Linked DNA regions of Homo sapiens: regions 1, 2 and 4 are each linked to region 3. A link is a contact called in ENCODE Hi-C data. All regions are on one chromosome and are shown on one strand. Each heading gives the region's core, a stretch centred on a gene start or an enhancer-like site at or near the end of the contact. The rest is flanking DNA. Distances are from core to core; before and after follow the strand shown. Region 1 holds the start of TFG (trafficking from ER to golgi regulator). Region 2 holds the start of NXPE3 (neurexophilin and PC-esterase domain family member 3). Region 3 holds the start of DHFR2 (dihydrofolate reductase 2). Region 4 holds the start of CHMP2B (charged multivesicular body protein 2B).

Region 1 (7,497 bases), core at 1,119-3,618, 6.6 Mb before region 3:
ATGTGCCAACTCTAAAGTATAATTACTTCACCAAGATGGTAAATATTCCATCTTGCTTGCTCTGGCAGCCTAAGAGTAATAAAGACCTTTCAATAAATCAATGTATTTGTTACCTTCTCCTTCCTACAAGAAGTGTAAACCAGCAATAATGTAAAAGGAACCAGTGCTTAGCTTCAGTGAGCTGGTACTATCTATTCCCAGCAGCACCTAGAAAAGTGCCTGACATATAGAATTTAAAGACTTTGTTTAAATTTTTTAATTATGGGAGAAGAAAGCTGTAATATAGATCAGTTTTTACATCCGACCCCTCACACTGTACCTTCTTTATGTAGCTAGAAGTGACTTCCATCAGACACACTCCTAATTAAGAAAAAAATTCCAGCTTTGAAGATAATTGATGGTATGTCCTTCTGACTGGGGTACGGGTTTGTTGCCCAATTTCAATGGATTTAAAATTTGAGGGCCGGGCACGGTGGCTCACACCTGTAATCCCAGCACTTTGGGAGGCCGAGGCGGGCAGATCACGAGGTCAGGAGTCCAAGACCAGACCGATCAACAGGGTGAAACCCTGTCTCTACTAAAAATACAAAAATGAGCCAGTTGTCGTGGCGCACGCCTGTAATCCCAGATACTCAGGAGACTGAGGCAGGAGAATCGCTTGAACCCGGGAGGCGGAGGTTGCAGTGAGCTGGGGGATCACGCCACTGCACTACAGCCTGGGCGACAGAGCCAGACTCCGTCTCAAAAAAAAAAAAAAATTGAGTCACGTATACTTTCTATCTGCCGTGTTTACCTGCAAATTCACTTTTTGTGTTTCCTATTGACTGTAAACATCTTGTGGCCAGGAACCAGTGCTTCTTTCCTAAAGCTGTCGTTTGCTCTTGCAGTCATCTCCCCAGAGTAAACACAAAAGTATCTCAAAAGTAAGTGTGCAACAAAACTTTCCCTTCAAGGGGAAATCCCAACCCAACATTACTTCACATACAGAATTCTGGTACTCATTTTCTCTTCCAAAGTAGAGACTGGTATTAACTAGTTCCTAGAACTGCCAGTAGGAGCCCTACGACAAGCTCTTCTCCCATCTTGTCCTTGCCCCGCCCCCTCTGAAGTCCAGAAATGACTCGGCTTCTAACTTGTATAATATAACCCTCTACCAGGTACACTTTTCTCAGCACTGGGAATAATCTGACACGCCCAAGGTCATATAAAAAGCCTGCCTCCTGAACCAGGTTCTAGGTTCGGCGGACAAACTTCTGGTTCTACTACCTCTAAGGGTAAGACCCTGCTCAATTTCAGAGGCTGTGGCTTAAGCACCTCCTGAGGGGAGCAGTTTCCTTCAAGAAATACTAAGCCAAGTCAACCTGTAATTATTCTAAAGAATGCCAAGAGGCCTCAAACCCTGCCTCAAAGGCAGTGCAGCAAGACGGTAAAGATTCTCACTACTAGCTATGTGATCTTAAGTCCTCCAAGGCTCACTTTCATCACATTCGAAATGAAAACAACCATATCTGAATTTGGAGGAATCCTTGTGATGATTAAATGAGACAGTGCATCCAAAATACTTACTGTAGTGTCCAGCAAAGCAAACTCTTAAAGTTAGCTAGAATCATCACTATAAACCAGGCTGGGCCTCCAGCCGGCGCTTGATTAAGCGCTGACTTAGCCAAGGAACTAGGCTCCGATTCTATGACCCCAATCAACTTATTCCCGTAGGCGCCACTCCACACCCTTCCGAGCTCCTTCGGGTATTGGGCGCCGGCCGCCCCAAACCTCCCAAAGCCCCTCTCCTCTCAATCCAAACGCTTGGAGGCAGGCTGCACCAAGGCATTAGCTGGCGCACTCCCCTCCCGGAGCCCCCCAGGCGCGCCTCCTGGCCACCGCAGCCAGGGGTTGCCTCTCTCCCCTCCCCCTCCGCGACCTCCCTTCCCCTCCCCCCATGCAAGGCCCCGCCCGCCCTCCCCCCCGGCCTCGTCCTCCCTCCCACCCCCTCCTCCCTCCCACCCCCTCCTCCCTCCAGCCCCTTCCCACAGTGCCTCCGACCCCAGCTGCCGCGCGGTTCGAACGAGGCCCTCCCAGCGCCTCCTAGTCTCCCGGCCTCCTCGGACAGAGCGCCCGCAACCCCCGTCTCCAGTGGCCATACCGGCTTGCGGAGGCCGCGGCCGCCGCCTCTCCGCAGGTCTCCGCTGAATGGGCGGACGCGAGGCCACTGGACTGGGGCGTCGCGGGGAGGCGGTGGTCACGGCCCCCTCGGTTGCCCTTCGCGACCGCCGCACCTCGCTCGCAGGCTCGCGCGGGCCCCGGCCAATCGCGCTGACCCAACAAGCCTAGCGAGAACTTGGGCTCTGTACGTGGCAGGTGGGGGAAGAACAGAGGCGGGAGCAAGAAAAAAAAAAATGTCCTTTCGCCCCTCCTTATTGCGCGTGGACATACCCAGGACGCATGCGCGACGGCGCGAGGCGCAGGGCTGGCTGGGTCCCGGCTGCCTAGGCCGAAGAGTCCCTGCTTTCTCACTGGATGACGGGATTTAGGAAGCGTGAGCTGCCCCGATGCACGCATGCGCGGGGCGTGACCACGCACTTCCGGTTTTCTCGAAAGCGGGTATTTCCGTTTCTCGCCAATGGGCGGGGCGTAGTGCGCTGTTCTAAACTTTTTGAGAGTTGGTTGCAGTAGACGTCTGTCCAACTTTAAGTGGTTTTTGTCGTTATTGTTGACCATTGTAGTAACAGCTGAAAAAGAAAAAACCTTTTCTTCTATAAATCCATTCATTCATTATTGGGAGCCTATGCTTTGCCAAGCCCGGTTCTAGGAATGGGGGTGAATCATTTTGTGAGCAAGGAGTTTCCAATTAAGCAGGGAAGACCTACAGCGTTTATGAGCAAGGAAAATCTGTAACTGTGTAAAGGACAAAAGCTGGGAAATTAAGGCTAAAGATTCCTGAGTGATTTTTAGAGGATAAGGCATTTGAGTGTGTCCTACGTACTCTTCCCTTCTCCCTTACCTGTTCAAATAGAAATACAGTATGAGTAAGTAGGAATTTATAGCCAAGGGGTGGAAGTCGGTCAGTGGATGGAAAATTACTAAGAGGAAATATCAGGGGCAAGGGAGATTCTGGCTAAACCAACACAACAGGATTCTAGACGAAGATAGGCCAGGATAGCAGACATCACCTGGGGGTGGTGGAGGATGAGGAACCCCATCAAGGGTGAGGGATTCTCACTACACTGCCTTAACAAGGTTCTTTGCTGAAACTGAGTTTTACAAGAAGATGCACAGATGGTCCTAGGAGAAGGCCCAGGAGCCCGAAGTTTGGCCAAACGGAGAATGTTTGTCACTTCTAAGGTGGAGACTAAGCTGATAAATAAAGCATTTAGACCCTACCTGGTCTCCAGTTGTTTACCAGTTATAAAAGAAAAACTTAAGCTGAATTAAATTTAAAGGAGTTTAATTGAGCAGTGAACGATTTCACGAATTGGGCAGCCCCCAGAATCACAGCAGATTAAGAGACTCCAGCAGAGCCACGTGGTGGAAGATTTATAGACAAAAAAAGGGAAATGAGGTACAGAAATTGGCAGTGAAGTACAGAAACAGCTGGATTGGTTACAGGTTGGCGTTGGCCTTATTTGAACACTTAGCAGTCTATGAGTGATTGAAGTGTGGCGGCTGGAATTGGCCAAGACTCGCTTATTGTAAGAGACGCATACTTCTAAGTTAGGTTTTCAATCTTGTCTGTTAAGCTAGGTTACAGTTCATCCACAAGGATTCAAGTATAGATGTATGGAGTCCTTCTCAGGCCATATTTAGTTTGCTTTAACACCAGATACTCCTAAAGGACCTGGAGTAAATTCTGGTGTTTCAGGGTGAGAAGCTACGTTCTTTTACAACCATAAGTAGTGTGATCTTTTTCAGTTATAAGTCTCTGAAACTTCTGTTTGAGAGTGAAATAATGTAAGTTTACACTGTTCACTTCTGATTTGTATTTTCCAACAGTTGTATTGACCTTTGAGCAATTGTTTGCAGGGATAAGGGAGTGGAGTACTGCAGAAGAAATGAAAAACAGTTCCTAATTGCTCTCCAAAGAATGTTATTCATTGCTTATTTTTTAAAACTGAATAATACAGATTTGGGGAGATGCACTGCTGTCAGATAATAGTATTATGATGTCATTAAGATGGTTTGGGATGGGGTAAAACCACAACCATATGGCAAAGGTAAAATATTCCCTGAAGGAAGTGAATTATACTACTGTTATAGTAGTATATTTAAACTAAAAAGAGGTCAGATCCTGAGGCAGGAGATAAGGAGGTGAACCTTGGCCTATTATAAGGTGAAAAGAGTATCTGCTGAGGATCCCCAGTGAGGGGGCACTCAAGAGTCCTGCTACTGAGGAGAAATAAGCTGGTCCCTGTTACACTGTGGTCATCTGTACGCTAGGAAGAGAGGCACCCATAAGCTGGCCTTGTGGAAAAGCTGGAGCTCATGGAGCTCATGGACTCCGAAAGCAACTTGAGGCTCTTTATGTTGTAATTTCCCTCATGCTTCATCCCGAAGCCATCAGTAAAGTCTTCTTTATGGTAAAGCCTATTCCCAGCTACTTCTGTGGAACTTGAGAGGTGGGGTTCTGGTGATTTCTCAAGTCGAAGCTGATGCACATCTATGTACTTAAGCTCCCAATAAATACAGGTGATATCTAGTGACAGAGCCATAACCTGAATTGAACCAGTTACCTCACTTACAAGAAGATGGGTCTCTTCTACTATGTCTGTAGATACATACTGGCCTTCTTTTCTGCATCTAGATGAATTTGGTTTTAAATGAACACTGAGCATAGTCTTGAACTAGAAAATACTACTCATTTCTTCCAAGGAACTGCTAAGAAAAAAAAGAAAAGAAAATACTGCTTAATGGTAGTATATTAAAGTTGAGGATATGTGAAGGAAGGAGAAGGAGTGCAAGGAAATATCTTTGACCCAGACTGTAGCAAGGAAAGATATGAGATTCTGCACTACACAGGTTATTTTCCATGTTTCATCTGAAGAAGGGTTAAGACTTACACTGTGATTTTAAGAGAAGGAGTCAACCAACCAACTTAGCTACCACCTGCTCTTTCTCCCTGAAAGTCTGTGTAGCTAAAACTCCTCACATGGAATGGGGGGAAAAAATCCTAAGAATGAAAACGGGATTCTCAGACTGGACAAGAAATGAGACAAAGACTATGAGCCCTGTTAGCAAGTTAGATAAAATCTATGTTTCATCATGTTCTTCTTTAGTACTTAGTATAAATCATTTTGAAAATTTGAGTCATCTTATATGTCCTCAGAAGAACAAAGGAAAGCGTGTACATTCCTCCTTGGATGAGAATTTCCAACGAGAAGTTATGTCCCTTGCCAAGAATCAGCTCTGTTGTGGCAGCAGCTAGCTAAAAAAAGAGAACTCCAAACAGAAGGGGAATCATGAGGACCAAACAGGAGCCAGCTAGTCAGCTCAGCCTCACCTTCACTGGCTAAATGTAAAGATTTGCTTGTGTGAACATAGGAAGCTGCCACCCTATGCAGAGATAATGAAGGAGAAAGGAACGATTTCTTACTTTGTACCTTTGAGTGAGTGATTCTTAGCACTAGCTAAGCAAAATACTTCAACCTGTCCTACCAGCTTCACATCCGTGAAATCCCTAAAATGCTTTTGCCTTACCATGATGCTCTATGTCCAATCTCTCTTTAGAGAAACTACTCTCAAAGGCAGTTCTTCCTAGATTTTGTATCACTAGAGGCTGATCTAGACATTCAATACATAGTTATTGAATAAAATAATGAAAACTAAGTTCCCCACCACTTTACAGGGCAAGCTCCCAGAAAAAACAAAAGGATCAGCTGTCAACGGGTAAGTTCCTAACTCCCTAGCCATGTAGGATTTGTCTCTTAGTAATTTGAAATCATTCACTTTTCTTCATTTACATCCCCTGGAGACAGTGCTAAGTTACCTCTCTGCTAAATTACCTGTCAGATTTCAAGTTGAAAGAGAAATGCAATTGTGAGCTGAATTGCATCCTTCCCCCAGAATTCATATATTGAACCACCTCAAAAGGTGACTGTATTTGGAGATGGATTCTTTAAAGAGGTGATTAAGTTAAAACGAGGTCATTGGGGTGAGCCCCTAATTCAGTATGACTGATGTCCTTATAAGAAGAGGAGATTAGGACACACAGAGAGAAACCAGAGATGGGTGCACACAGAGGCAAGGCCATGTGAAGATACATTAAGAAGGCAGCCTTCTGCAAGCCAAGGAGAGAGCCCTCAGAAGAAACCAAACTTACCAAATTTTTATTTCCAGCCTCCAGAACTATGAGAAAATAAATTTCTGATGTTTAAGCCACCCAGTCTGTGGTGTTTTGTTATGGTAGCCCTAGTAGACTCATACAAATGCCACAAGATGTGCAAGAAGATATAACTTTTCATTTGATCAAGAGTAGCTTTGTTAGGCTCATTTAAGAAACCTAGGCCCAATTAGCCGGGCATGGTGACATTCGCCTGTAATTCCAGATACTGGGGAGACTGAGACAGGAGAATTGCTTGAACCTGGGAGGTGGAGGTTGCAGTGAGCCAAGTTCGTGCCACTGCACTCCAGCCTGGGTGACAGAGCGAGACTCCAGCTCCAAAAGAAAGAAAGAAACCGAAGCCCAGTGTGGTGGCTCCTCATGCCTATAATCCCAGCACTTTGGGAGCCCAAGGCAGGATGATCACTTGACCCCAGAGTTTAAAACCAGCCTGGGCAATATAGTGAGACCCTGTCTCTACTAAAAATAAAAATCAAAAAAATTAGCCAGGCATAGTGGCATGTACGTGTAGTCTCAGCTACTTGGGAGGCTGAGGCAGGAGGATCCCTTGAGCCCAAGAAGGTCAAGGCTTCAGTGAGCCATGATCTCACGCCATTGCACTCCAGCCTGGGTGACAGAGTGAGACTCTCTCAAAAAAAAAAAAAAAAAAAAAAAAGAAGAAAAAGAAAAGTAAAAGAAACCTAGTTGCCAGAGTCTAGGAATCATGCATATCAGAGACAAAATCAAACTCTGGGTACTTGGAGACACTCATGTCTCTAATCTAACATTTATGCCAAGGATCCTGCTTTTAGTCCCTCCATATAAATGCATAATTAAACAGCATTCTCAAAAAGCCATTTCAATAAAGAGAGACTTATAATAAAAGATGCAAAGTAAAACCACAATGAGATACCATTTTTCATATATTCATCTGAGAAAAATAAAATAGTTACATAACACTTTGTAAAAAAAAAAAGTATGTGGCAAAATAGGCATTCATGCTTTGTTGTGGGGACATTAGTTTGTATCAACATCTAAAATGCCTTATGACACAACAATTTCATTTACAGTGTACCAGAGAAACGCTTGCACATAAGAGCACACCCATTGTTTTGTTTTCAAATGAAAGACTATAGAGCAATTAAAAGAAATGTACACATGCATACAGTTAGATATCAAAAACATTT
Region 2 (7,370 bases), core at 3,255-5,754, 7.7 Mb before region 3:
GAATTTAGTTGCACCATAGGCAGGTGTGGTCATGCATTGTGTGGACACTAGCCATTTAAAGGACATCAGTGTGGTTCAGCCAGGCAGCAGCAGCACACAGCTGTCAGTGATGCAGAAAGAAGGCAAGGGCAGGAGACTCTAAAGCAAAAGAACTACAGGACCAGAGGCAGCAATGCAAGAAGTCCCTCCCAGCTAGAGGCTTCTACTGACAATAATTTAGGAGGATTGTGCCAGGAAAAGACCTGACTCTGTGCTGTAAGTAGAGCACTGACATTTGAGAGACCCATTTGTACACCTAAATAGATGTTGCGTGAGGCACACTAGACAGACCTCTCTTTGAAAAGATATATACCAGGCCAGGTGCAGTGGCTCACGCCTGTAATCCCAGCACTTTGGGAGGCCGAGGCAGGCGGATCACAAGGTCAGGAGATCGGGACCATCCTGGCTAACATGGTGAAACCTTGTCTCTACTAAAAATACAACAAATTAGCTGGGCGTGGTGGCGGGTGCCTGTAGTCCCAGCTACTCGGGAGGCTGAGGCAGGAGAACAGCGTGAACCTGGGAGGCGGAGCTTGCAGTGAGCGGAGATCACGCCACTGCACTCCAGCCTGGGTGACAGAGCGAGACTCCGTCTCAAAAAAAAAAGAAAAGATATATATTAAAATTTTAATAGTTGTCACCTCTTGGCAGTTTTTGTTTTCTCCTTTATCTGTATGTCCTAATTTTTCACCAGGAAATAAAAATCACAAATACAAAGAATAAAGCTGGGCCAGGCATGGTGGCTCACGCCAATAATCCCAACACTTTGGGAGGCCAAAACAGGAGGTTTGCTTGAGACCAGGAGTTTGAGACTAGCTGAGGCAAGATAGTGAGACCCCCAACTCCACACACACAAAAAATTTTTTTTTAATTAGCTGGGCATGGTAGTACGCACCTATAGTCCCAGTTACTCAGGAGGCTGAGGTAGGAGAATTGCTTGAGCCTGGGAGGTCGAGGCTGCAGTGAACCATGATCATCACACCAATGTACTCCAGCCTGGGCAACAGAGCAGGACTCTGTCTCAAAAAAAAATGAAATAAAATAAAGAATAAAACCAATTTCTAAAAGTAAAAATTAAAGATGAGACATAGCAGAAACAAAGCATTAAATCACATCTGTGAAATCAATTCAACTTAAACTGAAAGATTTTTAAGTAAAAGAAGAAAACTATTTCACGGCATGAGGTAATTGTAGTGTAAAAAAAAAACTGTAACAGGTTTTTGGTATTTTCCTATAAACATAAAACCTACGCATTATAACAGGAATGCTATTTGCAAGGAGCCTTAAAATCAAGTAAGAACAACAGTGTTGGCAGGGAATGATTATAGAAAAAAGTTCCTCAGATTAACCAAAAAAATAAAAATATATAATTCAATGTAATTTACCTTTTTTGGAAATTTTCCAAGAAGAGATGCTTACTGGAACTAGAAATTAGAAGTTACGTCTAACTTTCCTTCCAGCATGAAATTCTGAACTCAGGCAATTTTGACCAGAGGTCCTCATTTTTTTCATGCCACATGTGAAGCACACATAAATGTTTTTTACATTTCTATACAATTCTTCTTGCTGAAACAAAAATATGCATATGATATAAAGGTTAAAGATACTGAAAATGAAGTAAAGAAAAACATTAGAAATTAAGAGTACAATTTTACAGGCAAGAGAGTTATACATGATATAGTGGGAGGAGTGGGCATAGGAACGTTTCCTTTTCCTTACTAATAAAAAACAGTAATTTAAATAGTCTATTTAAATACATGAACTTCAACATGGTAAATCACTCTCAGACCTTGGCTGAAGGTCAAAACTTTATAAACAGCGATATAAGTGAAAAAATATAAACCAAAGATAAAAGCTCCAAATGTTATTTTTCTTAAAAACTATTATAATTATTTAGTTCAATGATCCAATGATCTTGTTTTCCCCTACAGAAAAAAGGGGTATCTGTACAGATCTAAAAGTTATTATTCAAGGAATCTAAACTTGAGTGATCCTGTTTTCAAATGTCAGACCACCACTTACTCATGCTTTATTTTTATAATATGTGCAAAGAACAAGCAAAAAGTTAAATGCATGCTCTGCCTTACATGTGGAACCCAGTATTTGTTGGAAGTGTTCTGCCAAATTTTTATTAAGCCTACTTCCATATCCAAGACTCATAGTGGCCAATCTAACTTCTTTATGGCCTGTGACAACAACCCCAGACTGCCATTAGGGTTCCTACCCCCATCTCACAAGAGAATTACAAAGCAGTCACTTACATCATTTGGAATTACAATTGTCAGTAACACAAATGAAATTCCTGAGTTCAATATTAAACAAAGAAAATCAGACAGCAACCCTATCCTCTGGGGAGCTAATGTTCTCAGGCAACCATTCCACAAAGATAATATATTATAGGACAACTGCATAGAAACTGTCCAGTTTCTGAGGCAGTCCCTATCCTAACTACTCTGACCTGTTGGCCAAATAAATGTAACTGTACTAGTCACAGCAAGTGTCTGGAACTTTAGTTCAGAATATATAGTTCAGAACAATAGTAAGAGACAAAAGCACAGATTTACATGGAAAATATCTACACTTAAATGCATATATTTCAAACTTTGCAAAGAGTAGCTGTATTTCATAGGATGCTGAGTAAGACCTTGAAACAGGGCAGGATCTACAGAATGAAGAACTGGAGACCCATCCAGGACCCTAACAATGATGGGTTAACCAAATAGGGTCAATCCTTGAAAAAAGATGAAGCAGGGGCAGTAGTCTGCAGGACTTGTTTCCACAGATTCCATTTCTCCTTCGTGTCCCGCAGCCTCACATGCACAAAGTGCTGACTCATCTGGACCTTCCCTTGCCCTTCTTCCAAAGCAGGGCCCCATGTATTCATGGAGGTTACATAGCAAGTGGAGAAGTAATAAAATCAGTTATATAAGTCACACTGTACTAAGTGCTATTTTTTAAATATTGAACACATTGATAGGTTGTGGTCCTCAACCCTGCATGAACATTAATAATCATCGTGGAAGCTTTTTAAAATACAAACAACTGGGCCCCACTCAAACAATTAAATCAGAATCTGTAGGAATAGGCCCAAGAAGTAGCTTTTTTTAAAAAGGTCCCTAGATGATTACAACATACAGCCAAGTGGGAGAACCACTAGTATAGAGTGGCCAGGGACTGTTATTCGTTTCAGTTGGTAAAAGGATGGCCTTTCCAAAATGATGTTTGAATTGTAACTTAAATTGTCAGGTCAGGACAACCCAATTCCCAGGCAATGGGGAAGGCTAACCCCACTTCAGTGATTTATCCCTTCGTTTCCTTTCTCAGTAACAAATAACAGCACTCTATTGGCCCCAAAGAGATTGTGAGGATAACAGACATGGAAAAAAAAATACTAAACAAATTCAAAGAAAAGCAGAACCCAAACACTACGGAGAAATAGTATACTGCTGCCTCCAAACAATTATCAGGGTCTGGGAGTCCTGCCAGTTTCAAATATATCCTGATGTTCCAAATGATAATTAACCACAGTGAGGAGCGGGGAGGCCCACCAAAGCAGTGTGATTCTTTATCTTTAGGAAATGTGGCAACAATCCCCCTTTAATGTAAATAATGAAAAGCAAAGAAAATTTACAATTTTGCACAAATGCTGCATAAATCCTGCCTCGGAACCCCTCTTATTACCACCCTAGTGGCCTTTGATCAGGCAGAAATGGGCAACAGGCCAGGGTCTCCATATCACACCTTGTAAAGTTACACTCGTTTCTCCCCATACGACCTGAATCTGATGTCCCCAAACGGCAGCTCAGTAAGGCCAGAACAGTCCACCGTGTGACAGCAGCGCCAGCCAAGAGGCAGCTGGTGCCCAGAGCAGCGATGAGCCGAGAGATATGAGATGGGCAGGGAGGCGTCGCCAAGTGCTCCGCACCGGGTTAGTGAAGGTGCCTGGAGGACAGAAGTCTTTCGCTGCGGCGTGGAGGTCCGAACTGTACCGAGCTGTGGCGTTGCCGCAAGTGGAGGAAACTGAGGATGGAGATGCTCGCTCCCGGCCCCGCCCCGCCCCGCCCCGCCGGTACTAGCCTGGGCTCCGGCTTCTTAGCTGCGACGCTTTGGCAACCCAGGGCTCCAATTCTGCCTATGCCTTCGACCCGGGCCTCCCCTCCCTGGCACCTATGCCCACAGCCACGACTCCAGGGGCTGCACCTATCAGCACGGGGCTGGGGACTCGGGAGCAGATGCGCGCGGAGGGAGGGGCTTCGCAGTCTAGGAGCGCGCTGGCAGAGCCGGGCAATGGGTCGCTCCGCCCGCAGCGGCCCCTCCCGACGTCCGCACACAGACCACATCCAGCACTCACCTCCGGGACCCGCCCGCCCTTCGCTCTCCGGGGGCCAGGGATCCTGACGCCCCGGTCGGTCGCCGCAGCGCCAGGCCGCTAGCCCCCCGCTTCCTCACCCGGCGACGTCTCCTCACCTCCGACCCCCGGCTACGATTGGTGGAGCTTCGGCGGGGGCGGGCCGAGGGCGTTGACTGACAGCAGCACGCGCCGGGCGGAACCCACAGGCCTGGAAGCGAAGTTGGCACCCTGGCGCTCTACGCCGCCAAGCTCCTGCTCGCGACGCGACACTGCAGCTGTCGCCCCGCGGATCGAGGTCTGGCCCCTCTCACGACCCAACTCCTCGTGAACTTCGGACGTCTGAGTTTCCTGGGAGCATCCACCTACCTCAAGGCTTTTCGCTTGTCAGCGAAAGTGCCCACAACCGCAGTTGACTCTAGTAGGGCAGTCTTTCCTGTGGAGTGATGGAATTTATTGTGCCCTGAACCAGAGAAATGCGATTTGCCAAGTATAAGCACGGATATAGCGGATCCTTGAATCTTTTCCTTGCTTTGACATTAGTCAACAACTTCTACTCGCCAGTAAAACAGCCCGTTCCTTTTACTCTCACTGTACATGATGTCGGTCTCTTGGCAAAGCATACTTTCCTCACCCTCCACCATCCCCAATTCTGGGTTATCCTATTTTGGACATTTTTCTAACTGGTAAAACGTCGGTAGCAGTTTTGTGAAATTCAGGAACTGAGAGGAGTCCTGAGAAGACACTTGTTCAAGAAACCAGAAGGAATTGTGGGCTGCACCGTGTTTCTCTGTGCTTGGAGCACAGTGGGGTTAACACAGGCCCCAAAAGCAGGCCTGCCCCCGGACTATTACCCCAAGGTTTAAGAAAAATAATTAATGTACATGACAACTAAGTATTTTTCCATTTCTTGACCATAATGGACTCTGCATGCTCATTCAGATGTTTTCATGGCAGGCCTGCTTCGTGGGCAACCAGATCCGTGAATGGGATAAAAGGAAGTTCTGCCACAGGGTGGAAGATCTCTTCTGTAGTAATGATCTTCTTTTTTTTTTTTTTAATATACTTTAAGTTCTAGGGTACATGTGCACAACGTGCAGGTTTGTTACATATGTATACATGTGCCATGTTGGTATGCTGCACCCATTAACTCGTCATTTACATTAAGTATATCTCCTAATGCTATCCCTCCCCCCTCCCCCTACCCCACAACATGCCCAGGTGTGTGATGTTCCCCTTCCTGTGTCCAAGTGTTCATTTATGCAGCCAACAAACACATGAAAAAATGCTCATCAGCACTGGCCATCAGAGAAATGCAAATCAAAACCACAATGAGATACCATCTCACACCAGTTAGAATGGCGATCATTAAAAAGTCAGGAAACAACAGGTGGTGGAGAGGATGTGGAGAAGTAGGAACACGTTTACACTGTTGGTGGGACTGTAAACTAGTTCAACCATTGTAGTAATGATCTGATACTCCTTCTTCCTCGAGGAAATACAGCACTCTGGGACCTTTTGAGGACATAAAAGGGTAGCTTCCTTCTGCTATCGAAGAAGAGCCTCATATACTAGACTTCTGCTCTGATTATGCTTTATCTCCCAGTAGGATCCCCCGCCTCATGTACAGCTTGGCTGTCTTACAAGTGGTAAAATACTTAGGACAAGATGACTTCTAGGTCATGGTTTTGGACCTCATTGACCCCATTCTCCCCCAAGCACTCATAACCCTGAGGCATTTGAGTGATCTTACCTATATTTACCTATATTTTACAGTCATAACCACAAATAAGAGCAGCCACTGCACTCCAGCCTGGGTGACAGAGTGAGGCCCTGTCTCAAAAAATAAAAAAATGTTTATATGATGATATGAAACCAAAGGAACTGGTCATTTCTGCCCCATCTGAAAATGTAGTTTACACACTAGTGTTTATTAATGCTAAACTTGATTCTCTAAGCAAAACAAAGCATAGATCTTAAGAGTAGACAAATAAAAGCAAATAAACCTGTCCCTGATGGCAGAAGCTTGAGGCACAAGCACATTAAGTATTTTTATATTTCTTGACCACAGTGGACTCTGTGTTCATTCAGATGTTTTCACGGAGGCCTACATGCATACTCCTGAGCCCAAGTCAGTTCCTCATTCAGTTCCTTTGCTTCCTCCCTTTGAACAAGTCACTGAAATTTGGGCCCCAAGGCCATCTACCTACTGAAAATTAAGTGACCACTGTCACATTAGGTACCAACCACTCTGTTCCAAAACACCATGAACAATTGGAGGAGGCTGCCAAGGGTAAGAGACTGAAAGTGAGTGAAGTAGTTGATGTCACTACTGCGTTGGTCCATGCTCTCAAATTAATGGACATATTTTCCTTTTAAAAGTCATAATTGGCCAGGCGCGGTGCTCATGCCTGTAATCCCAACACTTTGGGAGGCTGAGGCAGGTGGATCTCCTGAGGTCAGGAGTTTGAGACCAGCCTGGCCAACATGGTGAAACCCCGTCTCTACTAAAAATACAAAAACATTAGCCGGGCATAGTGGCAGGCGCCTGTAATCCCAGCTACTCGGGAGGCTGAGGCAGAAGAATCGCTTGAACTCGGGTGGCGGAGGTTGCAGTGAGCCGAGATCACGCCATTGCACTCCAGCCTGAGCAACAAGAGCGAAACTGTCTCAAAAAAAAAAAAAAGTTATAATTAATGATGGCTAATCTCACATGCATAGTTTAGGGAAAAATGAGATCAATTTTTTTTTCCTCCACTCTTGATTTCTGCAGTTCAGTAGTCCTCAAATCAAATTCCACTGATAATCAAAATAACATCAGTAGCATTTTTTTTTTTTTTTGAGATGGAGTCTCACTCTGTCGCTCAGTCTGGAGTGAGGTGGCAGAATCTCGGCTCACTGCAACCTCCACCTCCCGGGTTCAAGCGATTCTTCTGCCTCAGCCTTGAGAGTAGCTAGAATTACAGGCGTGTACCACCACACC
Region 3 (6,579 bases), core at 23-2,522:
CTGTCAAAAGGAACAAAATTAATTTTAAAAAGTCACTGTAGGGGCTAGGCAGGTGGCTCACACCTGTAATCCCAGCACTGTGGGAGGCAGAGGCGGGAGGATCACATGAGGTCTGGAGTTCAAGACCAGGTTGGCCAACACGGGAAACCCGTCTCTACTAAAAATACAAAAATTAGCCGAGAGTAGTGGTGGGCGCCTGTAACCCCACCTACTCAGGGGGCTGAGGTGGGAGAATCGCTTGAACTCAGGAGGTGGAGGTTGCAGTGAGCCGAGATCGCGCCACTGTACTCCAGCTGGCTCATGCTTTGCAGGGACGAGGCGAGAGGATCATTTCCCAGTTCAAGACCAGACTGGAAAACATATCAAGGACGTGTCTCTACAAAAAGTAAAAAAAAAAAAAAAATTAGCCAGGCGTAGTGGCCTGCTCCTGTAGTCCTAGCTACTAGGGAGGCTGAGGCTGGAGGATCGCTTGAACCCAGGAGTTCAAGGTTACAGTGAGCTATGATGGAGCAGCTGCATTCCAGATTGGGTGACAGAGCAAGAACTTGTATCTAAACAAAACTAAAAAGTCACCGGGGATGCTGACATCAAGAAAAATTGGTGAAAGGTATTTGAGAACTCTGTACTATCTTTGCAACGTTATTTTAAAGTGAAAAGTTAATTTAGGGAGAAAAGTCACTCCAATTTCATCGTGAACTTCCTTGCAATTGTTTCATTTATTCATCCAAGAAACGTGTATTCAATGCCTACTATGTAACAGACACTGTTCTAAGCTCCCGGGATACCGCTGTGACACAGAAAACAAATCTCAGCCCTCCAAGAGCTGGAGGGAGTGGGTACTAGAAGTCTGCGAGCTGGACGGAAGGGACTCAGCATTACAGCACTCAGCATTATTTCAGGGCTTGACAGTAAAGCCAAAGAAACGCTGATCTCGCGAGGGGACGAACAAAGGTGATGTTCCCCCATCCCAGCACCCTCCCTCGCCACCTCGGCCGCGTCCAGAAGCGTCTCATTCAGATAGAGGTACCCAGCCGGGCCCCAGGTCTCACCTGGGTCAGCATTGTCCCGCTGAGAGCTTTCAAACAACAGGTGTACGCGAATCAGTATCAAAAAGCCTCCAGGGAACTGAAAAAAACAGTCTGACTTCCGGGATTCGCGGGCATCCACTTTCATTCTCACGTTTCCTCTTCAATTTCTCGCGAGATACTGATTTGCTCGCGCTATAGAATTCTTGTCGAAGAGGCTTAGCTCCCGCGGGAGATTTCGTGCGCAGTTACTTCCGGTAGCTGGTAAAGGCTGATACTTCCCAGGACGCGGAGGTAACGGGCCAGGGCCAAAGCGACTTTCGCTACTTGGATTGGTCGGCGTAGCTTTGGGCGGCCGGACCTTAGAAAGTCACACATCTGCGCGCCTGTGCGGCCCCTGCTTCTGCGGATGCTGAGGTGGGAGGATCGCTTGGGCAGAAGTTTGAGGTTGCAGTGACCCGTGATCGCGCCACTGCACTGCAGCGTGGGCGACAGAGCGAGGCTTTGTCTCAAAAATAAATAAAAAGTCGCATATTGTGCTGAACAGTGTGTATATGCATGGGGCTCAATAAAGGAATGAGTTTTGGGGTTATGTTGTATGATGACTGATTTAAAATATTCTCAAAGCGAAGCTAGTTACTGACTTAATCTACCAAATCTAGTGACCCCTGTTAACCTAGACATTCAGTACCCAAGGATAAAAGGGTGGAATATAATGAAAAAGAAATTAAGTCATGCTTTTCCCCAGACCTGGCCCATGGGGATAATCTCTCCTTTTAATGGAGAGTGTTAAACTGAAGTAGGCATGTAAAGCGGTTACAACAGTGATTAGGAAACAGTAAATGCCCAAATGTTAGCTGCTATTATTTTCACTATTGTGATCATTGTGATTTTTGTCGCGTTGATACCAAATGCGTGAAGACCAAAAGGACCCTCCACTCTAGCCTCCCCAATTCACCTTTACAAGGGAGCAATGTTTAATGGTTCTCCAAGGAAGATGTTTATTACACCTATTTTGACACGAATAGAAGTTTATTTGCTCTTTTGGTGTCATGCTTCAGTAACTATCATTTGTAGCAGCAATCAGCAATTAGAAAAAACCGGTTTGATATGGTCCCTGATAGTTAATAATCATCATTTTGAGTTGTTCCTTGATGCTCATATCAATATACGTACATGCTATAGGTACAAGTCTTATATTCATGTAAAAACATGTCTTTCCTTCTAATCTGATTTGAAGCTTAATATATTTATTTATTTAAACAAGTTTCCAAGTCACCTAAAAAATGCATCTTATTAGAATTTAGATTTGGTACAAAAGACTATGATAATCAGGAATGAAATGATGCCATCTCTTGGATGCCGTCTGTTTAATGTTTGTGGAAAAGTCGGTCTAACCTTTCAGCCTCTGTATTTTTTATAATTTTATAAATTTATATTTTATAAATATTTTATAAATTTATACTTTATAAATATATTTTATATAATTTATTTTTCTATGTTCATTCCAGAATGTTGCAATTAATTAATACAGTGGTATTGTATTTGCAATGTAGGCACGTAAAAAAATTTGAAGAAGGGAATTTCGCGGCATTCTTGGCCTGGCTTCCTGGCGTAGCCAGCAAGTTCGGAGGTGTTAACCGCTGCTGTCATGTTTCTTTTGCTAAACTGCATCGTCGCTGTGTCCCAAAACATGGGCATCGGCAAGAACGGGGACCTGCCCAGGCCGCCGCTCAGGAATGAATTCAGGTATTTCCAGAGAATGACCACAACTTCTTCAGTAGAGGGTAAACAGAATCTGGTGATTATGGGTAGGAAGACCTGGTTCTCCATTCCTGAGAAGAATCGACCTTTAAAGGATAGAATTAATTTAGTTCTCAGCAGAGAACTCAAGGAACCTCCACAAGGAGCTCATTTTCTTGCCAGAAGTTTGGATGATGCCTTAAAACTTACTGAACGACCAGAATTAGCAAATAAAGTAGACATGATTTGGATAGTTGGTGGCAGTTCTGTTTATAAGGAAGCCATGAATCACCTAGGCCATCTTAAACTATTTGTGACAAGGATCATGCAGGACTTTGAAAGTGACACGTTTTTTTCAGAAATTGACTTGGAGAAATATAAACTTCTGCCTGAATACCCAGGTGTTCTCTCTGATGTCCAGGAGGGGAAACACATCAAGTACAAATTTGAAGTATGTGAGAAGGATGATTAATATGAAGGTGTTTTCTGGTTTAAGTTGTTCCCCCTCCCTCTGAGAAAAGTATGCATTTTTACATTAGAAAAGGGACTTTTGTTGACTTCAGATCTATGGATAATTATTTCTAAGCAACGTGTTTTTATTCCTCACTAATCTTGGCTATATCAGATACCATTTATGAAACATTCTTGCTATAACTGTCTCTCCAAGACCCCGACTGAGTCCCCAGCACCTGCTACAGTGAGCTGCCATTCCACACCCATCACATGTGGCACTCTTGCCACTCCTTGACATTGTCAGGCTTTTCTAATGTTGGTAGTATTTATTAAAGATGAAGATGCACATACCCTTCAGCTGAGCAGTTTCACTAGTAGGAAATACCAAAAGCTTCGTACATGTATATCCAGAGGTTTGTAGACAAATGTTGCAGCCTTTTTTGTAACAGTGAAAAACTGAAAACAACCTGGAAGTCCAGTGATGGGAAAATGAATATATTTCTGTCTTAGATTGGGGAACCCAAAGCAGATTCCAAGACTGAAATTTAAGTGAAAGCAGTTTATTTGCTAGGTCATACCAGAAGTCATCAATCGAAGTATGGAGAAATGGAACTGAGAAGGTAAAAACCAGTTCAAAATCAGTGAGGAGGTTCTCAATGGTAACGAGCTCCATACTGCTGAGATACAGGGAAACGGAGGGGAGAAAGCTAGAGTATTTAACCCCCACTCCTTGGTTGTCAGCTCCCTGTCCTGTGTGTGGGCAGAACGTACTCCACCTACTCAATAGCAAGTTCCAGGTGTTTGCTGAAAGAAGCTGCTGTAATGTACGGGAACGGTGAATGCCAAACACTTAAAGCAATTCCATGTTTAAGTATGTAAACTCTTCATACTTTTTTTTTTTTTTCTTTTTAAGACAGAATTTCACTCTTGTTGCCCAGGCGGAGTGCAATGGAACAACCTTGGCTCACGGCAACTTCAGCCTTCCCAGGTTCAAGCAATTCTCCTGCCTCAGGCTCCTGGGTGGCTGGGACTACAGGCGCGTGCCACCACGCCAGGCTAATTTTGTATTTTTGGTGGGGACATTCCATGTTGGTCAGGCTAGTCTCGAACTCCTGACCTCAGGTGATCCTCCTGCCTCGGCCTTCAGGGGTGCTGGGATTACAGGCATCAGCCACTGCACTTGGCAGATCTTCATTCTTTTAGTAAAAAGTATAAAGCCACACATGGTTTATTTGAAATATTTTATAATTTAAAAAAGTACAGAAGCAGGAAAACCAATTCTAGGTTCAAGTGAGGGATGATGGTAGTTTGAACCAAAGGATTGCATGTGGTAAGAAATTGTGATTTAAGATATATTTTAAAGTTGGAAGTAGCAGGATATTCTGATGGAGTTTGACTTTGGTTTTGGGCCCACTGAGTTTGAGATGCCTTTGAGAAATGAAAGAAGTAGAGAGAGAATTAAAAACTGGCCAGGAGTGGTGGCTCACGCCTGTGGTCCCAGCACTTTGGGGGGCTGAGGTGGGTGGATCACCTGAGACCAGCTTGGGCAACATGGTGGAGCCCTGTCTCTACAGAAGATACAAAAATTGGCTGGGCATTGTGGCACACACCTGTAGTCTCGTCTACTCACGGGGCTGAGATGGAGGATTCAATTGAGCCCATGAGTTCAAGGCTGCAGTGAGTCGTGATTTTGCCACTGCACTCCTGCCTGGGTGACAGAAGAGACCCTGTCTCAAAAAAGAATCTGAAAACAACGGAACCATGCCTTCAGAATTCTATAAAGTTATTTTCAACTGATAAATCTATATTCAGGCAAAGAATCAAGGGTGAAGGTAAAATAATACATTTTTAGACAAGCAAAGACTCAGGGGTTACATGTACCCTTTCTTGGGAAGCTATCGGAGAAAATACTCCAGCAAAATGAAGGCGTACACAAACCAGAGAATGACGTGGATCCAGCAAATAGTATCCAACACAGGCAATATTCCAGCTATGGAGCTAGCTTTAAAAAGAAACAGTAAAAATACTAATAGATTAGCTGGGTGGGATGGCCCATGCTTGTAGTCCCAGCTACTCAGGAGGCTAAGCAAAAGGATGGCTTGAGCCCAAGAGTTCAGAGCAGCCTGGCCACCATAGTGAGATCCCTTCTCTTAAAAATAATAGGTTATTGCCAGATTTGGGGCATTTGGAAAGAAGTGCATTGAAGATAAAGCAAAAGTAAAAAAAAAAAAAAACAAAAAAAAACAAGGGGGAAGGGTTGGTTAGGCAATAATTAATTCTAGGGCAGGAAGAAGTACAGGATAGGAAGTAAGAGCATCATACGCTGTTTTTCTCAACAATGGGCAATATGTACATAGTCATAATGATGTGGTGACTGACTGCTTAGCCCCTAAATCTGGTAACTACTTTGGGACAATATGGGGGGAAAAGTGAAGATAGTGATGGTGTAAGAGCTAAATCCTCATCTGTCATATCAAGAAATCACTATATAATGTATAACATAATCAAGAAATGACTAAGTAGTTATGTGAAGAAAAGAATGGAACATTGCTAGAAGAGTTAGAAGTCATTGCTCCAGAGAATTAGGAGGGATGGGGCAGGGGACTGTTAGGATGCATTATAAACTGAAGAGGCTTTTAAAGATTACATGTATTAATATATGTATTCACTTGAAAAACTAAAAAAATAGTAATTTTTTAAAACCCATGGAGGTAACTACCAGAAGGAAAAACTAAGAGAATGAAAAGTGCTTTCCTCTGGAAAGAACAAGTCGCAGGACTGTTTTCATTGTAAGACTTTTGGAGCCATTTGATTTTACTTAACCATTTTCATATATTTCTTTAATAAAAATAATTCTATCTTAATAAAAAGTTACACTCATTCATTAAAAAAAGAATTTTAAGACTGTAATAAGAATCATAGTTTATTTCTGTTAGAGAAAGGCAATGTGTTATACTTGGAAAGAGGTCATATTAATTTTATCACATTTTTGGGACTCAGCATCTTTATATTTTCTGATTTTAAATAAACAACTTTGCTTATGAATTTTGTCTGAATCTCTAATAATCTCCTTATAATGCCTAGTTAATTATGCCCTTAGTTTGGGTAGGTTTTCAAATCTTATTAGTTATTTCTTTTTTAGATTACCGCTCATGTCCACTTATCTATAGGTGTCTTAGTATCATTTTATTTATATTTGAGATAACCATGTCAGATGTTAAAACACTTTCTCAATTTTTCTTATAACCATTTGACTTTAAGTGTGAAGGTATTTTAAAATTTTTTTTGTGCATTGTAAATTGAGTTTATTGATTCCACTGCTTTCAGGCTTATACATTTTTTCCCCGAGTGAAGCCAC
Region 4 (7,587 bases), core at 3,728-6,227, 6.8 Mb after region 3:
ACATTGAAAGGGGATTTATCCCAACTTAGTCAAAACCTCACAGTTTTTGAACTCTAGACAACTAGCATATACAAATATCATCCCAATGAGGCAAAAGCCAAGAAGCTTTGTTCCTCTTCTCTCTGTAGTGTTCTTCAAATTACCTCTAACTTGCACTAAAGTTCACAGTGGGTGGCAAAGTGTGGATCCAGACTCTTCTAAGCCCTGGATATTGGAATACTACTTTGGTTAGTAAATGATATTATTTTAGATATTTAATCTCTAAATTAGAAACTCTTGCAGATATATTTTCATTTCTGCTGAAGACTCTGAAGCCCCTTACAAATATGGAATGTAGAAGAGACAGAATAAGCATTATCCAACTTTGAAAGTGCAGGAGGGTCTACTATGGTTCTAGTGAATCCAAGTCAGAAAGAAATGCCACAAAAGGGGAACATAAGGAGTACTTCATAGAGACTTTGAGAAGAAATAAACCTAGGATAGTTCAGCTTAGCTAGAGGAAGATAAAAAGGGAATTCTAGGCATAAGGGCATCAAAAGCAAAAATATGTCAGGGTGAGAAAGAGTATGGGAGATAACAATGAACAGAAGAACAGTGCTGCTGGATGCTAAAATGTCCAGAGACATGGCTAGAAAGAAAGGGAAGGGCCAGTTCAAGGAGAGCCATACACGCATTATTAAAACACTCACAGTGGATCCTGTTGGTGCCAGAGATTTCATAAAGGGGTTTACACTGAGGAGTAACATAGTCAGATTTGGGTTCAAGTTTCAATCACATACCCAACTTTGTGGATGAAGGATTTAAGGGCTATGAAGCTACAGGAAAGAAAAGCAAAAAGGTGGTATCGTAAAGTGCAAGTTAAGTAGGATCTGAATAGAGGAAAGAGTTGCAAACACAGAGAGGAAGATCCTATGTGTCCAATATTTAAGAAGCGAAAGAAGCATGACTTGGTAATTAGTTGATGGTAGAAGGCAACATCAAGCACTGTCAACACTGGAAGAGGATACCTCAAAGGATATGATGATGAGTTCTGTTTGGGGTCTTGAGTTTGAGGTACTGTGAGACACCTAGGTACAGATATTCAGCAAATTGTTGGATATCTGGCCTGAAACTCAAAAACACATCTAGAGACACAAATTTGGGATCCATCAGTACTTAAGTTACAATTAAAATAGGAGTAAATAAGATCATGCAGGGAGAGAATGCAGTTAGAACAGTGGTAGCGTAGGAAGGAACCAAGAAGAACACTAACATATAATGGGTAGGTTTAAGAAAAAGAAAAAAAAATAAATACAGAAAGGAGAAAGAAAGGAGTGGTCAGAGGAATTTGAGGAAAATTAAGAGAGTGCTATGTCTTGGAAGTTAAGAGAGGGAATTTCAGAGAATAAATTAATTATCAGGATCAAATGCAAAACATAGGCCCAAGAGATGTTCACTAATAATGGCCATTAGATTTGACAATCTAGAAGTTACTGATGATCTAAGCAACATCTCATTGCATGCCATGCAAGGCAAACTGCTGTAAGGTGGGGGAGGCAGTCTGTTAAGTAAAGAAGTGGAGATAAGACATCACTACTCCTTCAAAAGGTTTAGATGAAAAGCAAAAAGAAACTGGCCATACTTTCGAAGAAATGCTGTGTCCAGGGAGAGTCAGGAGTGGGTTATTTCCAGTTCCACCACCATTAGAAAGTAAAGTTCTACCACTAATTCCGAAAGAAAAGTCTGGTTCCAGAAAGAATGTAAACGTTGCATGGTATCTACCAAAAGTTGAGAATTCCATGTGCTTGATAAGAGCAAAATTAAACTGTGTCATGTATCAATCTCTAATAAGAAAAAAGTAATAATAATACTCAAAGGGATGAGGTCCTAGTTCTGACACTTAATAGCTGTATGATCTTGAACACACGACTTAGTCCTTTGCTTTTCTCATTTTATAAGGATGTTATATGAGTACTTATATGTTTTATGAGAAATAAGACATGGCATGCACAATGCTTAGCACAGTGTTGGCTTAGTCAAATTTGTCTTTACTGAGGTTAACAGACAAAAATTATATAGTGTTTAAAGAACTTCACTTTTAAGCATGTTTAGTTGTGCATTTGTGACAAGTCCTAGTGGGATCCTGATTTACAGGTTCATAATTAGCTTCCCTAAATAGGTCACTATTAATCTACAAAGGGGGAAAATAAACACTGTAGGTAAACATAACACACTATATATATGTATATCCTTACACAGGTAAAAGAAAAACCAAGTAGTACTCAACTGTAATTTCAAATTCCAAAGAATCCTTCCCTTCTCTTGAGGTATACCTCTCATTAATTTCTACAGCAAAGTATACACCGCAGAGACTTGTTCATCTTTGTGTCAAAATGAATTAAACATAACTCTGAATAGTAATAAGTGCTGTAATGTTGTCTTCCTTTTAAATTTACATGTGCAGTAGTCTTTAATGATACAGTATATAACTCTTCCAGCCAATCCAAACAGGAAAAAAGATTCAATTATTCCCCAGATCTATAGGCAGGTACATGTTTCCCTTATATATCAGAATTTCATTACTGCTGGAACAGATTTAAAAGTCAGCATACAATAAAAGAGCTCATGATCAATCCAACGATCTGAGAGACATAAAAATACATTAAACTTCATATTCATAATATACAGCCTCATTACCAAGAAGAATGCTGTCACCTTTTAGACAAAACAAAAAAAAACTTCCTTTCAATAAAACAGGGAATAAAAAAAGTAAAGCTCTATATCAAAATAACGAAAATACAGATCTATTTATTAAGATGTCAGTAAATGACTGGAATTGACACAATAATATAAGAAAACATCAAGTATGCATCTTGGTAGTTTATAGTAAATGTACCTGCTGGCCAAATTTACATTTGGAAATTGCACATATGGTTAATTTAGTGGCATAGTTCCTAGCAAGAGTCCTTAAGACTCTTTTACAAATAAGTCTATTCAGCAAAAACATTATTTCTTGGAAGAATTAACTGCAAATGAGTATACAGTTAAACACTCATTGCACATCCCCATTGTCTTTTTTTCTCTCCTCTACACTTCAAGTACAATAGTCACTAAATTTCCAAAAGCACCAGGAAGCACAGAACTGAGATTTATGTCTTTGAAAATATTTGACAGGTATTAGGCGATTAAAACTAGTATGCTTGGCTTTTATTGTTAAAAAAAAATTAACTCTAATTGTAACATCACAGTAAAGGAGATGAAACCATTTTTTCTCCATTTAGTAAATTCTCACTATATAAAACTAAACAACAAAAAAAAACTGTAACTATATAAAACTCAAGCAAAAAGAAAATAAATCGTTCCCCCACCCCCACTCCCTGGAGTACTGTAAAATAAGTGAAGCTCACAACAGTGGCAGCTAAAACACTGAAAAAATAAAGTGCCATATTAAAGATTAAGCAGCATTCTCATGAAAAGCACACATAAAATCCATTTCACATCACTGTATCACCTAATATACGAAGTTGGTAGTTATTCCAGGTATTGCAAATGGTACTTAATAAAAAGTCAATAAATCAAAAAAATGTTCAGTCACCCAGAGTAAGGAAAAATGTATTATGTCATCTGATAAATTAGAGGTAAAGTAGATTATGTGTTGAAATGAAGTGTACAGCAGCAGAGCAGAGATGACTTCTTTGTTATCCTCCCCAAAATAATTTTGCTGGCATTGGAATAGTCAACACAAAGGAATGAAGGAGTTACGTCCAGGTCTGGACTGAGCACCCTATTTGTACCAATCACTGTCTAGCTACCACTGCTCCTTTTGTGGCAGAATTAGACCCTTACAAAGAAGTGATTCTTTGGTTGAACCAGCAACAACCTAGACTAAACATATAATGGGGAACACAATTTTTAAATAACTTGAATGAATTTAATTCCTGGTAGCAATCAATGAAAACATCAAGTGTTATATAAACACATTATAGGCATCGCATATGAGCACCATAAAACTTGTACATTCCTTTACATTCACTTTTTTCCCCGCTTAAGATGATATTAAGCTAAATGCGGGAAACAACACAATTATCTTTACATGTTAAACTTCTATGAAGACAATATATACCCCATCTCTTTCTTTAGTTGGCAAAAAATAATCATAAGGGAGAAAAATCCATTATGAAAACTAAATCTGGGCACTTCCCTTGGGTTTATTTTTCTACTGGGGTTAATCAAAAAAGCATTTGTTTCACATCTCTTTACTGATGGGGTGTTCTTAAAGAAGCAACTGACCCAGACCCAACTTCATTTCCTAACTGGAGCCTGTTATCCCCTCCCTCCCCATTCCGAGACTGCCAGTTTCCTGTATGGATGCCTACAAGTAGTATATCGCCCAACTGAAGAGCAACAATCGAAGCAGAGGAAACCAACAAGAAATCCATCAGATTTCCAAGTTTATTGACACTCAAGGGCCAGCTAGCCTCCTCGAAACGCTCAGGATCCTGCTGAGGAAAACCCGAGGGTGGGGGAATCGTGAGGATAGGGAAGCAACCAGACTGCCTAGGTGAGCCTAAGGTGAGGTGAGTCAGAAGCAAGAGGGAGGCAGAGAAGTGGTGCCGCGAGGGCGGTCACCTGTGGGACCACTTGATCCAGCCCCGCCTCCAGGGACAGTAGGCAGAATCGCGGCCAGCAGGCCTCGAAAGACGCCGAGAAAACGCAGAGCTGGGCCCCTTCAGCCCGGCCTGGAACTCACCATCCACGGTTTTCTTCTTGAAGAGGGACGCCATGGTTAAAGACTGCGCCCGGGCGGCCCGGCTCGGCCCGGTCCGGCCCAACGCTGGCAAAGGACAGGAGGAAAAGGACAGGACCTTGGCGGGTTCGGGGTGGCGGAGCGGAGAGACAGCAGGAGGAGGTCGGGGTCGCCAGGCAGGACCCGCGGAAGGCTTGTATCCGCAGCTACCGCAGCCGCGTCACCCGGAGCTCAGGTGACCGGGAACTAACACACTTTTTGGAGAAGTCACTTCTAGGCGGCGCCTGCGCGTTGTGTGGCGCCTGCGCACTACGGAGTTTGAAGCCGCGGCCGCTTTCCTCACGTCTGCGGCTGCCAGTTCCTCCTGCACCGGGAGTTGGCAGCGGGGCGAGTCTGGAGCTGGCGGGGATAGGAGAGCGTGGGGCCACGGCTTCTGTGCGCGGGTTGGGTGATGATTGAGGACAGTGATCAGCCTTGCTTAGCGCTTCACCCCTTGCCCCGGGGAAAGCTGGATGAGGGATCTCCGGGCTCCTAGACTAAGTGTGGGTTGTCCCGGAACCGCCTGTACCCACTCCGAGTTGATTTATTACGGTCCCATTGCTGTTAGTATTTTTGTTGTTGTTGTTGTTGTTGTTTGTTTGTTTTTACTCGAGTAATCCAGGAACTGGCGGAAACGTTGAGTTCCGTACCCGGTGATTGTTGGCCCCTGGAGTTCGCGGTCCTTTCGGCACTGACTGACTCGGCGACCTCCCCCGCACCGCGCAGACCCCTGCAGGACCCTAGCCGCTCACCTGCCGCCCCCGGCTCCAGACTCCGACGACCCAGCGTGGGTCTCCGGGGATCCAGTGTCTAGAGTTGGGGGGGTCTCGAGGACGAAGGGAAGTTTTTTAATGCTACACTTTTTGTTTAAGGTTCTTGCCTGGAAACATTAAAACACACACACACACACACACACACACACACACACACAAATTTGTAGGCTGGTCTAAATGTCTCCAGCTCTATTTCTTAATTTCTTGTAAATCATGAATCATAAAGTGTCATGGCTATACGGTGATCCTATTAGAATTCCTCACAGCCGTTTATTTGGGCTTTTTGTGAAAAACTGCATATCATGTTAAAGAAAAAATGTAATGAATTATTTAAAGAATCCTTGCATGTATAAAATGGAAAATACAACCTATGCGTGCGTACCTGTATATAGTCTCTACTGTTTAAAGCAACACTGCCTTCCACAGGATAAAAATAATGGTAGCATTTTTTTTTTCATAAATATTATCTCTGATATGGAAGAAATCCAGAAGTGGCTAATAATATTGACACTATAACAATAATGTCAATATTATTAGCCACTTCTGGATTTATGAATCATGTCTCAAGGATTATTATTTATGATAATCAGGCCAGCCTTTCCCATTTTTCCCCTCCTGAGATATCCAAGCCCTCATAGCCACTGATAATGCTGCTGCTGCTGCTAAAAGTTAGCTGAGAGTCTGTTCAAGAAAACTTTCTTAAGAATGACGTAGTAATATGCAAGATATAATTGTTTTGCTTCTCCTCAAGTTATTCTCGATATGGGAAGATGAAGTAAGGAAACATTAGGAAGACATGTAAGTGAGAAGATTTAGTCTCTGCACTCAAGACCGGGCCTTTTCTGGAGTGAGCTCTATGGCAGTTTGCCCTGGCTGTCTGTTGTAATGAATGGCATAGAGCTGTGCTTGAACGCATGAGAGGCAATAAGCTGTTATGTGTGTAGTAATCGTACTCCTCCCTGCTGCAGTCACCCTTGTTTTATTACTCCTATACAATCCCCCCCACTGACCCAATTGTAACAGTTGGGAAAATGCCAAAATACTTAGGAGCAACCATATGGAAGACCCTCCAAAAGTGCACAGCAGGAGCTAAAGACAGGGCTTGTTCATTACAATAAAGACAAAATAGAAATATTTACTATTTAAACTCAGTACTCTAATAGCTTGTTCTCCCATAGTTTGAAGAAGGCTGATATTCAGCTGATTGCACCAGTCTAGCTAGAGTCCATTCTGATTAGTTGGTGGCCACATTTCTCCTGTACACATTTTGTATTATTATATCGCTCCTTATTTAAAGGGCATGATACACTTAAATATATGTTGTTTTCTGGAGTATTTCATAACATAGTTTCCTCCTCTGAAACTGAAATATTTGCCATTTTTTCATCTTTGGGTACCTCGGGTTATAATTTGAATGGGTGCATTCTTCTCCTTGTTCAGCTTTTGAAGAAAGATAGCATAACATTGGAGAGTGCTGATTCTGGACACAGACTGCCCAGTTCTGTGACCAATTCTGTGACTTTTAAGTTTTAAGACCTAGGCCAGTTCACTGAAGCTCTCCGTGTTTCTTTCATCACATATGTGATAGAGATAACATTAGCCCACCTTTCATATATTAGGTTGGTACAAAAGTAATTGGCGAAAACCACAGTTACTTTTGCACCAACCTAATAGCTGTTGCAAGGATTAAATGAGTTAATATGTTAAACATTCAAAGTAGTGCTTGGCACGTAATGTCTTAGCCCCTCTGTGCAGCTACAACAAAATACCACAGACTGGGTAATTTATAAACAGTAGAAATTTATTTCTCACATTTGTGGAGGCTGGGGAGTCCAAGATCAAGGAACCCAGAGGTTTTGTTTCTGGTGAGAGCTGCTTTCTGCTTCCATGATGGTACCTTGCTGTTGCATCCTCAAGAAGAAAGAGATGCTGTATCCTCACATGGCAAGAAGGACAGAAGGGTAAAAGGGCGGTAGGCAGCTCCCTCACACCTGTTTTATAAAGGAACTAATCTCATTCATGAGGGCTCCACCCTCATGACTTAATCAC

Evidence for each region. Hi-C counts contacts between places; a loop is a spot of excess contacts on that map. Pooled maps may share reads with other maps.
Region 1: a loop to region 3 is called in a pooled map, with 23 times the contacts of the local background. The contact joins the promoter of TFG here to the promoter of DHFR2 in region 3. A Hi-C loop is called at or near these places in 7 of 50 pooled maps.
Region 2: a loop to region 3 is called in a pooled map, with 3 times the contacts of the local background. The contact joins the promoter of NXPE3 here to the promoter of DHFR2 in region 3. A Hi-C loop is called at or near these places in 2 of 50 pooled maps.
Region 4: a pooled map shows a loop between it and region 3 (9-fold over the local background). The contact joins the promoter of CHMP2B here to the promoter of DHFR2 in region 3. A Hi-C loop is called at or near these places in 3 of 50 pooled maps.

Annotation. Positions count from the first base shown.
Region 1 is chr3:100,704,365-100,711,861 of GRCh38, reverse strand. It overlaps TFG (trafficking from ER to golgi regulator), which reads right to left and starts at 2,368. Exons shown (of 8, transcript NM_006070.6): 1 at 2,141-2,368. RefSeq lists enhancers at 1,018-1,908, 1,909-2,800 and a silencer at 2,042-2,271.
Region 2 is chr3:101,776,345-101,783,714 of GRCh38, reverse strand. NXPE3 (neurexophilin and PC-esterase domain family member 3) reads right to left here and starts at 4,504. Exons shown (of 8, transcript NM_145037.4): 1 at 4,391-4,504; 2 at 1,425-1,605; 3 at 935-1,055. RefSeq lists enhancers at 3,782-3,831, 4,396-4,690 and a silencer at 4,242-4,591.
Region 3 is chr3:94,057,609-94,064,187 of GRCh38, reverse strand. It overlaps DHFR2 (dihydrofolate reductase 2), which reads left to right and starts at 1,272. Exons shown (of 2, transcript NM_176815.5): 1 at 1,272-1,442; 2 at 2,582-6,266. The coding sequence starts at 2,677. The coding sequence ends at 3,240. NSUN3 (NOP2/Sun RNA methyltransferase 3) reads right to left here and starts at 1,127. Exons shown (of 6, transcript NM_022072.5): 1 at 1,050-1,127. The coding sequence starts at 1,061. RefSeq lists an enhancer at 994-1,233.
Region 4 is chr3:87,224,699-87,232,285 of GRCh38, reverse strand. CHMP2B (charged multivesicular body protein 2B) reads right to left here and starts at 4,977. Exons shown (of 6, transcript NM_014043.4): 1 at 4,730-4,977. The coding sequence starts at 4,763. It overlaps MIR4795 (microRNA 4795), which reads left to right and starts at 6,009; the gene lies at 6,009-6,097. RefSeq lists enhancers at 4,766-4,885, 4,956-5,025, 5,076-5,125, 5,216-5,275, 5,386-5,525.